2 separate regions of the Mus musculus genome follow, and region 2 is linked to region 1. A link is a contact called in ENCODE POLR2A ChIA-PET data. All regions are on one chromosome and are shown on one strand. The core of a region is the stretch at or near the end of the contact, and the rest is flanking DNA. Distances in the headings are between cores, read along the strand shown.

Region 1 (2,827 bases), core at 37-2,536:
ATGTCCTGGAGAGAACCAGCTCCACAGAATTCCATGCAGATCCACAGCTTCTGCAGCCTATAGGGCGTCAAGAGAGCAGGGATTACAATGGTAGTGAGACCTCCCGGGGCTATCTCACTCCCCCGCCCACCACACAGTGTCCTGTTCCCATGACAGCAGAGGCTGAGGATAGCCAGGAAGTGTGTATTCCAGAGCAATTTTTAGGTCTTTGGGTTCCAACCCAAGAGCACCCCACTGCCACCCCAAGGTAATTTAGGGGACAGGGCAGAGAACCCATGGCGAAGCAGACAAGACAAAGAATCCCGGGTTTGAGGAAAAGATGCCATTATTGAGGCAGCTGAGATATTATCTTGGGAGCCAAGAAATTTGAGAGCTCAAATTAAAGAAGCAGAATAAAAATGGGTGATGCAGGGAGCAGACTAGTGAGAGATTTGATTACAACAACGAGGAGGGTTCTAGATTAGCCCTTAAAAATTAGCAGGCACTCAGTAAGAAAGGCAGAATTTCAGATTGGGAATCAGACTGGGATGCCCCAATTAAAAGTGAAAGTCCTCAGGTTGGAAGTCAAGTTAGGGTATCTGGGTCACAAATGGTAGTTTAGGAGTGGAGACCTGGTCAGAGTTAAGGGGCTGGGGTTGGGGGATGGGCTAAGACATCACCAGAGGTAACTGCCATGGTAAGCCACGATGTTGGCGTGCCGGCAAGTTTTCAGCATGAGAATCTCCTTCTGAAGGGTGGCGACGTCATCATCTGTGGGGAGGGGCCGGAGAGCGAAGGTGGGCTACAAGCGGGGGCTTACAGAAATGTCCCTGTATCCCAGGAAGGAAAGGGCGGGGATGGGGAAGAAGTTTCTGGGGGTGCTCTCACCAGGCTCCATCTTCACCATCTTCAAAGCCACCAGGTCCTTAGACACCTTGTCGCGAGCCTTGTAAAGGGGAAGTTGGTCATCAGGCAGACTCCATAGCTTGCCATCCTCAGCATCTCTGAACCAAGGCCAAGGCCTGGCATTCTCTTACACTCCTGCTTGCCAGCCTCTCCCCAACTATCCCAGGGTTGTGGTGGAGGAGACAGAAGGGCTTTCTCACCTTGAATACTTCTCCATAAGTTCCACCACCCAGTCGTTGCAGTAGATCATAGTGTTCTCGAGGGTCCTTATTAAAAATGTCGGGGTCCACAAGGGCCATTCCTGGAGGCCGGGGCTGGGCCAGTGCCCAGGGGGCCAACAGGGCCTCAGGGTTCAAGCTTTGGTATTACCTTCTGTCTCCACACAAGTCCTGGGCCCGCCTTGACTCTGTGGGCTGTGGCCTTCCCCCTCCCCACTCTCGCTTCCTGCCCCAGCTGCAGGGCTGTGCAGAGGGCTGCACAGAGGGCTCCACCCCCGTCCCCTGGGTTCTGAGAGTTTGATCGCCTTGGGACCCATGGGACTCCCCTTTACCCACTGAAGGACACTATGTAAATAAGATGCAAAAGTTCTTAAATGCAACCTGGGGCTGACCTAGCACCCTCTCCCCAACACTCTATTTTGGGAGGAGTCATAGGTTACGGTTGAACCTCTGCTGGGTTCTTGAAGATCTGGAATCAAGCCAGAGGTTGCAGGTCTGCACAAAGCTGGCTAGGTTTCACAGAAGACCTGTTTACTCGTGACACATGCATGTGACTTAAGTGACAGCTGAGCTCAGGGCACCTGCCCGCATGGCACATGTCTGTGCAACGCTTCAAACGTGTAGGGAATCTGTGGCAGACGTGGAACACTTGTTAGTAGCCCCTACGCAGAGCCGATGGAGACTACAGGTGTCTTTTGCCTTCCCGGCCTCCTAACAGCACTGTAGCAGTACGGAACCGAGTGGGGACCAGCGAGGAAGTGAAGATACATACAAGATGCTGTCTCAGGCACCCAAGTCGGAGACAAGAAGGGCTTCAGAGAGCATCTCCCACCCGACTAAACTCAAAGAAAAGGAAACAGCAACCCTTCACGGGGCTAAACGCTTAAGGCTACGCATGCGTAGAGAAAATAAAGTCTCCTTTCCCCGTACAACTCCAGCGCACGCGCGTCAGAAGCTTAAGTACTAAGTTTGCGCGGCCCGGGAAAAGCTTAGCCCGCCTCCTGGCGCCTGCGTAGTAAGGCAGACTAAACCTTTTCTCACGCTATTGGTCTCTTTTAAGTGAGCTCATTGCGCATGCGCAAGTTACAACTGCTGGAAGGAAATCACGTGGTAGACAAAAAAAAAAAAAAAAAAAAACAACCGGCGCTGGTGCTGAAAGCGCCTTTCCCTTTGCCTTCCTTGTAGGAGCTGGAGGGAGGGTGTGACGCAGGTTCCGCTTCCTACACCTCTCTTCCGGTCCTCTAGTGCTAAGCACCGTGCCTGGTGTTCGACTCCAGCTGAGGCTGCCGAAGGCAACAGTGATCATGGCGATGTTTGAGCAGATGAGAGCGAACGTGGGCAAGTTGCTCAAGGGTATCGACAGGTCTGAATTCCGCTGAAGGGCGCTCTCTGGCCAAGCGGGGTGGAGAAGACGGGGAGCCAGCCAGGGGTGGCCAGGGCTCCACGCTCCTCCAGAGATGGAGTTTCTCCAAGTTTCTCTCCGTCCCTCAACTTTACCTTTTCTGCTGCCACAGACTCCCGGTGTCTTTTAGTCTCTTCCTTCTCTGTCCTTGTGGACCATCCTACATAGTGTTTTCTGATGTCTATTTGGCCAGTGGGGACCGGAGGTGATGGAAACGGGAACCGGTCCTGCGTTCCTGGACTTAGGTTCCCATTCCATCCTGGCGACAACCCCATTCAGCAGATAGTGACAATAAGGAGCGATCAGGGCCTGGTCAGGTCAA
Region 2 (2,700 bases), core at 78-2,577, 160 kb after region 1:
TGGTTTTTCTAGACAGGATTCCTCCGTGCAGCCCTGGCTGTCCTAGATCTGGCTCTGTCATCCAGGATGGCCGTGAACTCCCAGAGAGCCACTGGCCTCTGCCACTCCAGTGCTGGGACTAAGGGCACATGCCACCGGCCCAGTATTTTTGTTTCCTTCTAGAAACAAAAGGAGGCCAAAGCATTGAGTCATGTTTACAATCCCAGCATCAACATTTAGGAAGCTGAGGCAGGAGGATTACTTCAACTTCTAGAGTAGCCTAGTCTAAATAGAGAGTTCCAGGCCAGCCAGGGGAGGGAAAAAAAAAAAGAGTAAGTGACAAAATCAGCAAAGAAAACTGCTAGCATGGCTGCCCCAGCAGGGGGAGAGGCGCCAGCAGGCAGACAAGTACCTGAAGTGAACATCTTTCCTGCACCGGAGACTACAACAGCCCGGCAGTCCGAGTCTTTGGATATCTTTTGGAAGCATTCCACCAACTCCCTGCAGAGGCATAAGAAGTAAAGGGTTATATCTGGAGTGGGAAGCCCCTGTCCCTGCCCACCTCTGTCTCCTCTAGCAGATAGGCTTGTGGGCTTGCAGGCCAGACCTCCAGAAAGCCCTGTTCATGGCATTCCTCTTCTCTGGCCGGTTTAGCTGCACGTGGAGAACATGCTTCTGGGCACTTGTGACTTGAATAGACTCATAGTTGTGGTCTGAGACTTCCTCGGGGGCTCTCTTGGAGGCCTCTTGTGCAGAGGAGCTCAGAGATCGAAGGCTGATGTTGAAGTACAGCTGGCTGGTACCTCTCAGCTCTGGGGAGACAAGGAAGAGACTTTGAGAGCCTAGAATGGGGACATTTTAACAGTATATGCTCTTTAGGGGCGCTGGCATGACCAGACATAACTTTTAAGATTAGGGTATGCAAGCCAGGAGGTGGTTGGGAGGCAGCATTTGGAAGGCAGAAGCAGTCCGATCTCAGATCGAGGCCAGCCTAGTCTGCAGAGAGTTCCAGGATAGCCAGGCCTACACAGAGAAATCCTGTCTCGAAAAACCAAGTTTCAGTCTGAGACTACATTAGACCCTTGTTTGTGGAAATGACCCAAGATTGGGGACAAAGAATTCAGGTTGAAAGACAGACCTAAAAAATTATAATTTCATTTTAAATTACAAAAGGACTCCTGAGTTTAAAGCGACCCAGGCAGACTTCCCGTCTTATCGCCGCTATAACAAGACGACACAAAAACGAGCCCCCACGGATTAAGGGGTAACTCACGCTGCATCAGCAGGCCGCGGAGTTTACTGGAAACTGTCATCGCGGTAGCCATTTCTGGAGCTCCGGAGCTGTGCGACTTACTCCCGAAGAAAAACTTAGGGGGCGGGCACGAACGTTCGCCATGTTGGTCAAGGGCACCGAAGCCACCGCGGCCACCGCCCTTTAGCAGCGAGGTCCCACCTAGTTCGCCATCTTTACTAAGGGCAAACGAAAAAAAAAAGCACTCCTTCGTGTCTCATGTGTTTGGGACGTTGCTTAAACCTTTGGCCCAGTGGGACGCTGGCCTGAGAAAATATTTCACAGTGCTGTTGGAAAATTGTGTATAAAGTTCATCACAACGCTGTGTTGGAACAAAATGCAGACAACTGAAATAGTCAAGGACAGAAGGGCAGCAGTTTAGTTGCTAGGATACCGGCTGGCCAGAATTAAGCAGTTTTTATTCCCTTACCGCCAGAAGTTGGCTCCTGGACCAGGGAAGTTATACGGATTCAAGGTTACTGGACATTTAGAAGTGCGTAGGCAGGAGTAAATGGCTCTAACGCCACCCTCCTTTGTTTTGTGGTGCGAGGGGACTGAGGCAACATAGGCAAACATTTAACACCGAACATATCCCCAGGCTCTTCTCCCTGATTTATGTAAGGTCTATATAAAACCCCAGGCTTGCCTGTAACTTCAAGTATCCTCCACCTTTTGCCTCCTGAGAAGGGATCATCCTACACCCAGCCCCCGCAACAAAGACTCTGAAAAGAACCCAAGGAAGTTCAATGTGGTGCCTCATACCTTCAATCCTAGCACTCAAGAGACAGGGGCAGGGAAAGAAAAAAAAAAAAAAAAAAAAAAAAGGGAAAAAATCCGGGCAGGGTGGCGCATGCCTTTACTCCCAGCACTGGGGAGGCAGAGGCAGGCGGATTTCTGAGTTCCAGGACAGCCTGGTCTACAAAGTGAGTTCCAGGACAGCCAGGGCTACACAGAGAAACCCTGTCTCGAAAAACCAAAAAGACAGAGACAGAGACAGGGGCAGGTGGCAGATCTCTGCGAGTTCAAGACAAGCCTCTTCTACATAGCAAGTTCCATTACTATAGAGACCCTGTCTAAATAAATATAATAATATGCTGTTTGTTTCTAGACAATTTCTGTGTAGCTCTGGCTATCATGGAACTCTGTGAACCAGGCTGGCCTCGAATTTATAGAGATCTGTCACCTTCTACCTCCCCAGTGCTGGTATTCAAGGCATGTGCTACCACTACCACCTGGCAAAGGCTATATTTTCAAAACAGACATACCAAAAAAAAAAAAAAAAAAAAGCCTGAGAAAGTATTACCCAAGAGCATAAAATACCGTCTAAGTGTGCTCCTTAGGGAGATGTTTGCCAAGAGGGTGAACAGATGTCTCTGGGCCAGTGGGACAGTAGGGGATGTCTGCTACCCAGACTTACAGCTGAGGTAGGC

Evidence for each region. ChIA-PET counts read pairs that join two places held with the same protein, here RNA polymerase II (POLR2A).
Region 2: POLR2A ChIA-PET joins it to region 1 with 11 read pairs in Patski. The contact joins the promoter of Ech1 here to the promoter of Map4k1 in region 1. POLR2A ChIA-PET finds 5 or more read pairs at or near these places in 4 of 5 experiments (Patski and embryonic stem cell).

The regions. Positions count from the first base shown.
Region 1 is chr7:28,981,313-28,984,139 of GRCm38, reverse strand. It overlaps Map4k1 (mitogen-activated protein kinase kinase kinase kinase 1), which reads right to left and starts at 1,286. Exons shown (of 32, transcript NM_008279.2): 1 at 1,086-1,286; 2 at 868-925; 3 at 660-750; 4 at 1-57. The coding sequence starts at 1,184. It overlaps Eif3k (eukaryotic translation initiation factor 3, subunit K), which reads left to right and starts at 2,252. Exons shown (of 8, transcript NM_028659.3): 1 at 2,252-2,466. The coding sequence starts at 2,408.
Region 2 is chr7:28,823,965-28,826,664 of GRCm38, reverse strand. It overlaps Ech1 (enoyl coenzyme A hydratase 1, peroxisomal), which reads right to left and starts at 1,327. Exons shown (of 10, transcript NM_016772.1): 1 at 1,253-1,327; 2 at 587-791; 3 at 392-480. The coding sequence starts at 1,304.